Regions from separate parts of the Homo sapiens genome. Here region 1 is linked to region 2. A link is a loop called in an ENCODE intact Hi-C map of the cell type or tissue named here. Cell type or tissue: endothelial cell of umbilical vein. All regions are shown on one strand. Links, peaks and the distances in the headings refer to the core of each region. The heading gives the core; the rest is flanking DNA. Region 1 has its middle 130 kb from the start of SOX5-AS1. Region 2 has its middle 17 kb from the start of LINC00477.

Evidence for each region. A loop is a pair of places that touch in the nucleus more often than their neighbours do. Peaks named below come from ENCODE experiments on the same cell type or tissue, not always from the same donor. Only the 100,000 strongest peaks of a DNase experiment are listed, where the experiment ranks them.
Region 1: a loop joins it to region 2, with 9 times the contacts of the local background. A loop is called at or near these places in 3 of 110 quality-filtered maps.

What each region holds. Positions count from the first base shown.
Region 1 is chr12:24,346,379-24,351,769 of GRCh38, forward strand. It overlaps a transcript of SOX5 not described here. Among named protein-coding and RNA genes, the nearest start is that of SOX5-AS1, 130 kb to the left of the region's middle. In endothelial cell of umbilical vein, for the core only: no CTCF peak of the experiment used is centred there; a DNase peak (open chromatin) is centred at 3,173; H3K27ac peaks cover 1,668 bases.
Region 2 is chr12:24,598,618-24,604,008 of GRCh38, forward strand. No RefSeq gene overlaps it. Among named protein-coding and RNA genes, the nearest start is that of LINC00477, 17 kb to the left of the region's middle. In endothelial cell of umbilical vein, for the core only: no CTCF peak of the experiment used is centred there; a DNase peak (open chromatin) is centred at 2,554; H3K27ac peaks cover 962 bases.

The DNA.
Region 1 (5,391 bases), core at 95-5,094, 250 kb before region 2:
AGCATAAATGTATTCACAGTCTATTCAAATGGATAGGTCTTCTTCAGAGTTATCAATACTTTATTTTTGGAGTACTTTTTTTTTTTTTTTTGAGATGGAGTCTCACTCTGTTGCCTAGGCTGGAGTGCAGTGGCGTGATATCAGCTCATTGCAACCTCCGCCTCCCAGATTCAAGCAATTCTCCTGCCTCAGCCTCCCCAAGTAGCTGGGACTACAGGTGCGTGCCACCATGTCCAGCTAATTTTTGTACTTTTAGTAGAGACGGGGCTTCACTATGCTGGCCGGGCTGGTCTCAAACTCCTGACCTTGTGATCCACCCGCCTTGGCCTCCCAAAGTGCTCGGATTACAGGCATCAGTTACCGTGCCTGGCTTTTTCTTTAATTGACAAAATTTGTAAAAATTTGTGGTGTACACCGCATGTTCTCACTCATAGGTGGGAATTGAATAATGAGAACACTTGGACACAGGAAGGGGAACATCACACACCAGGGCCTGTCGTGGGGTGGGGGGATGGGGGAGGGACAGCACTAGGAGATATACCTAATGTAAATGACGAGTTAATGGGTGCAGCACACTAACACGGCACATGTATACATATGTAACAAACCTGCACGTTGTGCACATGTACCCTAGAACTTAAAGTATAATAAAAAAAAATTGTGGTATACAACCTGATGTTTGATAAATACAGTCAGCCCTCCATATTTGTGGGTTCTGCATTCATGGATTCAGCAATCTAGGATAGAAAATATTTGGGGAAAAAAATTCCAAAGTTCCAAAAAGCAAAACTTGCATTTGCCATGCACCAAGTACTAAGTTGAATCCATGTGAATGAAGTGATGTACAGGCATTGTATTTGCTAGTATATGTTAATCTAGATATAATTTAAAGTATAAGGGAGGACGTGCAATACTATACCATTTTATATCAAGGACCTTGAGCATCCTTGAAATTTGGTATCTGCTGGGGTGCTGGAACCAATCCTTCAAGGATAACCAGGGATGACTACACACACTATGGAACAGCTAAATCAAGCTAATTAATATGTGCATTACCTCACATGCTTATTTTTTTGTGATGAGAACACTTAAAATCTACTCTCTAAGCAATTTTCAAGCAAAAAAAATTCTCATTAACTATAATCACAATAATATACAATAGAATTTCTTGAAATCAGAGTTATCAATTCTTTAAATAATGACATTTTCATCATAGGAAATAAATGTGTAAGGGGATTTAACGATAAAATATGTTTGAATTTAAGCAACTTTCACTTTTTAAAAACATACTTAAGAAAATGTATCTAAATGATGACAGCTGCCACTTTGACAAACTTTTAAATTCTGTATGTTAACAACTGTAGGATGTGACTACAGTATTAAACTATCTGTCATGAATTGGCACTGCTAAGTGCAGTGCTAGACAGGTTTTAGCAAAGTTAGCAATACTAATTACTTAAACTAGGGCCTCCAGAGTCTCTGAAATCACTGTAGTAAGGATTGATGAACCGACCTGGCCCCAGAAAACTTCCAGAGATGCTTTGAAGTACTTTCAAGTATAAAATGAATGCAGTGTGTTAAGTAGTGGTTCACTGCTATTTTGCCAAGACAGACGGATATAAAGGGAATTTTTTTCAGGTTGCAATTTCTTCAGAGATAATACAGCTAATCAAAAAAAAAAAAAAAAAAAAACAGAAATTCACCAAGTTAACACACCACTTCTGAATATTTTTAAAATGAGTCTTTGTGCAATGAGAGATATTTGAATCATGGCATTAAGAAGTGTGCCAATTACCAGTTTCAAAATAAAATGGATACTCTAAAGTTTGCGATCTCCTAAGACACAGAGTCTTTGGAAATAAAGCCAAAATGTCATGATAATGCAGTCCCAAATTCTTGTATGTCTACTGGTCCTTCTATAACCAGACCCCGCCTACCTTGCTTCAAGCTCATCACATGCCTCTATGTTGCAGCTCTATTGACTCCTATTTATTTATTTATTTATTTATTTATTTATTTGTTGAGATGGAGGCTCACTCTGTTGCCCAGGCTGGAGAGCAGTGGCGTGATCTTGGCTCACTGTAACCCCTACCTCCCAGGTTCAAGTGATTCTCCTGCCTCAGCCTCCCGAATAGCTGGGATTACAGGCACATGCTACCATGCCTGGCTAATTTTTGTACTTTTAGTAGAGGCGGTGTTTCACCATGTTGGCCAGGCTGGTCTGGAACTCCTGACCTCAGGTGACTCTGCCTGACTTGGCCTCCCAAAGTGCTGGGATTGCAGGCATGAGACACCACACCCAGCCTGCTCTGTTGACTTCTGATATGCTTTGGCTGTGTCCCCCTCAAATCTTATCTTGAATTGTAGCTCCCATAATCCCCATGTGTCATGGGAGGGACCCAGTAGGAAGTAATTGAATCATGGGGGCGGGTTTTCTCATGCTGTTCTTGTGATAGTAAGTCTCATGAGATCTCATGGTTTTATAAAGGGCAGTTTCCCTACACATGCTCTCTTGCCTGCTGCCATGTAAGACATGCCTTTGCTCCTTCTTCACCTTCCACCATGACTGTGAGGCCTCTCCAGCCATGTGGAACTGTGAGTCCATTAAACCTCTTTCCTTTATAAATTACCCAGTCTCAGGTACGCCTTTATTGGCAGTGTGAGAATGGACTAATACAGCTTCCTTTTCATTTAAACATACCCAGCTCTTTCTCAACTGACGGATTTAGATTTGTGGATCCCTCTGTCTGGAGATATTTCGCTCCTTGGCTTTTGACGGAGCTGGCTTCTCAGCATGGTTCATGTCTCAGAGACGTCTTTGCTAAACAATTCATCTAACTCATCCCCTCTCCCCAGTTCCCCTCTGTCTGTACTTCCTTTAAAAAACTGTTCATGTGGTAAAATATGCAGAACACAAAAAGTACCACCTTAACCATTTTTAAGTGGACTGTTTAGTCACATTAAGTACATTCATATTGCTGTGCAACCAATCTCCAGAACTTTTTCATCCTTCAAAACTGAAGGTCTATAGCCCTTTGACAATAAGTCAATTTTCTCTCCTCCCTCCACCCCCTGGCAACCACCATTCTGTCTGTCTCTATGATTTTGACTGCTTTAGGTACCCCACATAAATGGAATACTCTCAAAGACAGTATTTGTCTTTTAGTGACTAGCTTATCTGACTTAGCATCATTTCCTCAAGGCTTATTCATATAATAGCATGTGTCAGAATTTCCTTCCTTTTTAAAGCTGAGTAATATTCTGTTGTATGTACATAACACCTTTTGTTTATCCATTTATCCACCAATGGACACTTTGGTTGCCTCTACTTTTAGCTATTGTAAATTATGCTTTCATTAACATAAATGTACAAATAGCTCTTTGAAACCTTGCTTTCAATTCTTCTGGAGATATATACACAGAAGGGGGATTGCTGGATTGTATGGTAAATAATATGTTTAACTCTTTGAGGGACTGCTGTACTGTGTTAGACAGCAGCTATATCATTTTACATTCCCACCCACAGTGCATACGAGTTCCAATTTCTCCACATCTTTGCTGACACTTTTTCTTTCTATATTTCCATTTTAGCATGTTTCTATCTACCTTTGCTCATGCATTCATTTTCTTATTTCTGGGGCAGTTTTGGAGACAAAATTGCCAAAGGAGATTGAGAAACCAATCTAAAAGATGGAACAGATTCTTTCTGAAATGGTTTTGATGTAGTCTGTAATTAAAACAGGCAACAGAATCAAGGAAAATTTAATATCCTATTCATTGAGCACTGACTATTGAAAGTGCCAACACTGAAAAGGCTCTTGTTTGTTCCTTCTGTAGAAACCTTAGAACTTAGTAGGGCGTAGGGCCCAGCCAGCACAGAGATCTGCTCCCTCTTTCTTACTTGCTCCAGTGACTTTGGTCATTTTTTGTTTGTTTGTTCTGTTTTGTTTTGTTTTGCTTTGAGACAGGGTATTACTCTGTGGGCCAGGATGGAGTGTGTCTTACTCTGTCACCCAGGATGGAGTGCACGATCACAGCTCACTGCAACCTCAACCTCCCAGGCTCAAGAATCCTCCCACCTCAGCCTTCCGAGTAGGTGGGCCTATAGGCACGTGCCACCATGCCCAGCTAATTTTTGTATTTCTTATAGAGATGGGTTATTCCTGTGTTGGCCAGGCTGGTCTCAAACTCCTGGGCTCAAGCGAGCCTCCTGCTTTGGCCTCCCTTAGTGCTGAGACTACAGGCATGAGCCACTGCGCCTGGCCTGGTCAGCTTTTAACCTTAGCTTTTTTATGAGAAAAATGGAGATAAGGGAATCCACTTATGGAGGTGGTGTGTATATGTGTGTGAGCATTAAATGACCATATCTAGGACATAGAACACACTAAATAAGGCTAGGTGCAGTGGTTCATGCCTGTAGTCCTAGCTTTTTGGGAGGCCAAGGCAGGTGGATCACTTGAGGCCAGTAGTTCAAAACTAGCCTGGCCAACATGACGAAACCCTGTCCCTACTTAAAATATAAAAATTAGCCGAGTATGATGGTGCACACACGCCTGTAATCCCAGCTACCTGAGAGGCTGAGGCATGAGAATTGCCTCGAGCCCAGGAGCTGGAGGTTGCAGTGAGCTGAGTTCATACCACTCCATTCCAGCCTGGGCAACAGAGCAAGAGCGAGACTCTATCTCAAAAAAGAAAAGAAAAGAAAAGAAAGAACTCAATAAGTGGTAGATATTACCTCAAATTATACAACTGATTATCCTTTATATTGTTATACTACAGGATTTTTCCATGCAGTCTGGAAATTTACATACCATCTATCTACTGTCTTGTAGAGTATCTAGATTAAATTAAAATTTAAAAAAACTATATAAACTTGCTCAGCAGTCACGATTCTGTACTTTATCATCTGTACCCCCATCTCTGTCTTGTAGACCATTGTATTCCCAGCCTAGCAAAAAAATTTGACCCAGAACAGACACGTAAATTATCGAATATCTCTATCAGTGATTATAAATATGCCTCCTAGTTATATATGGGAATATTCCAGTGACTCCTAGAAAAAGAGTTAAGAATTTGAAAGGAGTTCTGAAATCTTTCTAAGAGGCAGTGCCAGATCATTAGCAGTTTGTAGAGAGGCAGTGAATTGGAGTGGCCTTTAGGTACCTAGGTTGAAAGAACAGCTTAATTCCTTTCCTCTATACTTAAAGTATCATTTTTATTGTTATTAAAAATTGCTAATGTCAACTGAATGAACACATTACCCAGTTCACGGCAGCCTAAGTTGCTGAGGTAAGAAATTATAATGATTAGTTATTGGAGGGAAAACCATTACATGAATACAATGGAGAGTCACAGAGCAACAACTAGATAATTTCTGTCTAACTATTGGGT
Region 2 (5,391 bases), core at 155-5,154:
TTTTAAGATCGGTCAGAAGCTACATAAAGCTCAAATTTGTAGCTATGTATGCGTTTGTAAAACCATTATGAGCCATATAGGGAAGGAGAAAAATGAAGAGTGATTTAGAAGTGGTGAGTAAACAATTTTGACTGAAACAGAAGCCTTAAAATGAGTGGCTATACATAAAAAGATGGCAAAATAGACATGGACAATTTTTATTTATTTATTTATTTTTATTTATTATACTTTAAGTTCTGGGATATATATGCAGAACATGTAGGTTTGTTACATAGGTATACATGTGCCATGGTGGTTTGCTGCACCCATCAACCCGTCATCTACATTAGGTATTTCTCCTAATGTTATCCCTCCCCTAGCCTCCACCCCCGCCGACAGGCCCCGGTGTGTGATGTTCACCTCCTTGTGTCCATGTGTTCTCATTGTTCAACCCCCACTTATGAGTGAGAACGTGCCGTGTTCGGATTTCTGTTTCTGTGTTAGTTTGCTGAGAATGATAGTTTCCAGCTTCATCCATGTCCTAGCAAAGGACATGAACTCATCCTTTTTTCATGGCTGCTTAGTATTCCATGGTGTATATGTGCCAGATTTTCTTTATCCAGTCTATCATTGATGGGCATCTGGGTTGGTTCCAAGTCTTTGCTATTGTGTACAGTGCTGCAATAAACATACATGTGTACCATGCTAAGGAGTTAGGATTTTCTCTGAAGCTCAGCAGGGTCAAAGGCCTGTGGCAGCACAAATTGTAATTGAGGTACAAGAAGGGTCTGAAGCTAAGTTTTAGAAGTCTTTACATTGCACCAAAAGTGTGAACAACATGATCAAAATGATACTATAGTGGCAGTTTTCAGAAGGGTTAGGAAGGCAAAAAACACTGACAGCAGGGAAATAAGTTGGTAATATATTAACTTAGAATGAGATGGCACACAGGGAAGAACAACAGGATTGTAAAAGGAGACTGAAAACAAAAAAACGTGGTCAATAATGCAATATGGGACGTGAGAATGAGATTGGAATGTATAGGAAGGTGATTTTGAGGTTTCAGGTCTTGTGTTTGTAACCACTTAACAAAATTAGAGGAGTTGGTTTGATCAAGATGATGAAATTCTCAACTTTAGACTTGCTGAACACGTACATCTTAGTATGTTGAGCATTTTCTCCATGAAACTAACTGGATTCTGCCACTAAAGCATTTAGTGCATAACATTTTTTAAATGCTAATGAAAATTTGTTCTCAACCAATGAAATGACTCTAGAGAATCCTGTATTTCCGAAGTCGACTTCCCTTTTTCAAGGCAGCTTTTGCATACTTCACCAGTTGTGGTTGGGGTTGGACACCTGTGGGGACCACCATTGCCAGTTTTAGGCAAAGCTGTGAAGTAGCAGAGTCGGATTTGGCAAATGTCTTTTCCCTTTCCTGTGCCTCTTTCCCTGCTTTGGGTACTACTACCAGCTTGGTATTCTGCTGCTAACCGGAGGTGGCCACTCAAGGACACTCCTCAAGATTTTCACCACATAGAAGCATGCATGACATGTAGATGGTGGTCTATAAATTTCAGTGGTAGGCATAAAAGAGGTGAGTGAATGAATGAAAAAAATTAATGAATGAATAAAACATCTGACAATTCATATGCTTGAAGATGTTGAGTAATTTGGGCATCCCTCTCTAAATTATTTGTGTTAAAAACATTCATCTGAAGATGTACACTAATAGAAGGAATTATTACTGGCAGATTTCACATGACAATGAAGACTGAATTTAGAGAGCAAGAGCCTCTATTCCAACTTTAAAGCACATGATAAAGACAATCATCTCCACCCAAGAGTTGACTCCTTTTGACAGAGGTCCTCATTTTGTTTGATGCCACCCATTATTTAGCCATTGTTGGGGAAATGAAATTATATTACATAAAAATAAAATTGTGTCTAATGGGTAGCAGCAGCTACCTAAAATATGGCCTAAAATATGGTTCCACTGTCAATAACTCTCTTTACCATATGCAATCTGAGTAGCCACGGTCTGATGTAAATGTCAGTTTTCACCGTGCCTTCCTAGTATGCTGGGAGATTCCACTCACCAGAGTTGCCAAATAGCATAGCCCAGGACCGTCAATATGACAATTTAATTTGGGCTTCTGTTGCTTCTGTTAGTCATTGACGAGAGAGCCTTGACTAAAAATGGAACCAAGTCTCAAGTTCTGTTAGTAGCACTGTACAGAAATAAATTATATAATGTTCATGGTGGCTGATTTTTATTGCTTTGAAGCAAACATGTTAATAATGTTTCTTTTAATCAGTGATGAATAGATGCATAATAAATATTTGGAAACAGTTCTAATGGAGAGCCAGGTATTTCCATTTCTCTGACTCCCTCTAATTTTTGATTTGTGACTGGAATTCTTGAGAGTGACTTAGTTTCCAGTCCTACTTGAATAATGGCTTTTTTTTTTCAGAGTTTGGGTGCTTCTGCTTGTGGCTGTGCATGTGGCTAAGAACAGGAAACACTGTTGAGGGGACGGAAAGAGCATTAATCAAGTGTTCTGAATCACCAAAGAATTTGAATGAAATGTTGCTGTTAGTTATGCCAGATTTTAATGGCATTCCCTGGATGACTATGTAGTTGTTATTACTCATATCCTTGGTTAAAATGATGAGTTTGTGTATATAAAAAAAACTATACATGTAATTTTAGTATCCAAACATGTATGAGTGTGGATTTTGAGTGCAAAAATAAGAATGGTAAAGTATGCATTATGTGAGTCTCATAACTCACAAAGTGCCAATGCATCAGACTCCAAGATGTGACTGCTAAGTTAAAGAACAACATGCTTAGACAATAAGTACAACATTATGTTTATTCATTAATTTGTATTTTAAATATGTTTAATAGAACAGGGTATTTTTGTAAGTATCTTCAAGTACAACAAACCATTAATAAATAAAATCACAATCATAAATATTAAAATACACATTCTCAATAGGTTTTAATACCCTTTACAAATGTACAGTTTTGGCCAGGTGCGGTGGCTCACTCCTGTAATCCCAGTACTTTGGGAGGCCGAGGCGGGCGGATCACGAGGTCAGGAGATTGAGAACAACCTGGCTAACACGGTGAAACCCTGTCTCTACTAAAAATACAAAAAAAAAAAAAAAAAAAAAAAAAAATTAGCCGGGCGTGGTGGCGGGCGCCTGTAGTCCCAGCTACCTGGGGAGGCTGAGGCAGGAGAATGGCATCAACCTGGGAGGCAGAACTTGCAATGAGCTGAGATCGCGTCACTGCACTCCAGCCTGGGCGACAGAGCGAGATTCCGTCTCAAAAAAAAAAAAAAAAGTACAGTTTTATTTAATTGGTGCCTATTTTGATATCTGAAGCCTTATATTTTTGATATCTAACCGTGTGACAAATCTTGGAGAAGGAGTAACTGAAGTTCCTATTACTTGCCAAGAATAGCAAGTTTAATGGATTTCAGAAAATAAATAAATAAAATAATAAAACTTGAAGTTTGATGTCATTCAACTTGTTTTACAAGGAAATTTAGGCCTCAAGTTTGTGTACTCCAGTAGATATATATATATATATATATATAGAGAGAGAGAGAGAGAGAGAGAGAGAGAGAGAGAGACTCCAAAACCATAGATGGATTTATGTATTTAAAAATAATTTTAAAATTTTGTTTATGAGTATTAATTCCTTTAAAATTACAAAGCAACCTAGTTCTTCACGGAATCAAATACTCAATAGAACATATTTAATATCATTTCACATGGGACTCACCTATTAAAAACTTCAGTGTTTAAGTGTTGTTTATAATCACATCTCTTGGAGGTTCTCAGTGTCAACGCCCCAAGGTTCACATCTCGTTTTGTTTTATTTATTTATTTATTATTTATTTATTTATTTTTTTGAGACGGAGTCTTGCTCTGTAGCCCAGGCTGGAGTGCGGTGGCGCGATCTCGGCTCACTGCAAGCTCCGCCTCCCGGGTTCACGCCATTCTCCTGCCTCAGCCTCCCAAGTAGCTGGGACTGCAGGTGCCCGCCACCGCACTCGGCTAATTTTTTTTTGTATTTTTAGTAGAGACAGGGTTTCACCGTGGTCTTGATCTCCTGACCTCGTGATCCACCCGCCTCGGCCTCCCAAAGTGCTGGGATTACAGGCGTGAGCCACCGCGCCCGGCCTGTTGTTTTATTATAGAAACAGAAATAGAGATCCTTTATTTATGTTGAAATCTCCTAATCAGGACCCCTTGCCACAATAAACAATGAGGTGCGTAAGTAAGAAAGAAAAAGTCTATGTAAAGAGACAAATATAATTATCTACATTGCAAGTTTACTTTTAAAAGAGCCTGAAATATAAAATGGCAAATAATAAAAATAAATATAACAAATAATAAAAATGCTTTTCAGTTTTATGTCTGGTTAAGTGTGAGAAATATATATATATATGAAGTAAAAATAGGTGTGAAGAAATGAAAACATAAGCAACGTTAGAGATCCCCTAATGTAGGGGAGGACCTAGAAAAAAGACGGAAGGGGTGATCAACCTGCATTAACAGACTTTCAGGGAATAATATTCTAATTATATTGTTTTAGGATGTTGCTGAGATTTTAAAATCACATTGCAAATTTATAACCTTGAACATAAACAGGTAGCTACATCTAAGTATTTTTCCACCCAGATTAACTAGTTCTGAGAGAACTGGAGGCTAGGACTTGCTCACAGAACTGAAGTTCCTTATTCCTCTTACTAGAAAAACAAACAAACAAACAAACAAAAAAAGATGGTCCAATCTTTGGCCTGGAAGTTGGAATTAAGCTCATGCAAACCTGAAAATGTTGCTTTCTCTCATCATTAGGTAGCCTAAGGCAAAGGGAGAGAAAGTTCACCTTATATGTGCCTTTTCCTTAAGTACTATCTCCCCTGCAGCAGGATGACTTTGCGTTGAATATCTAGGTGCATCATTGTGTTGTTAATTTCTCCGTTTTCTCCTCTGTGGCCACTGTACTTTGGTATAGGGCTGTCAGAAAGAAAAACACACGGCATGGGCTTAGCATCTGGCTGAAGCCTAAATAAGCAGCACTGCCAGACATCAGAATATATCATTACTGTGATAGTTATGTTTAAATGTGTGGTGGTGCCATTGAAGTTAAGCTCAAAGTTAGCTATGAAAATACTGTGCAGAAAAGGTTGAAATATTGACATTTCTAAAAAAAAAAATCTAGTAGAACTGTACCTCCAGTAGTCTTCAGAATTATTTTAATTAGCTTTACCTACTTCCTAATTTGCTAGCTGCCTATTTCTTATTTTATTATACCAGATATTTTTAAACTAGGCTCTATTTAAAGCATCAAGATAGGCAAAGAGTGGAAAATCATTACCGGAACGCTTGGTT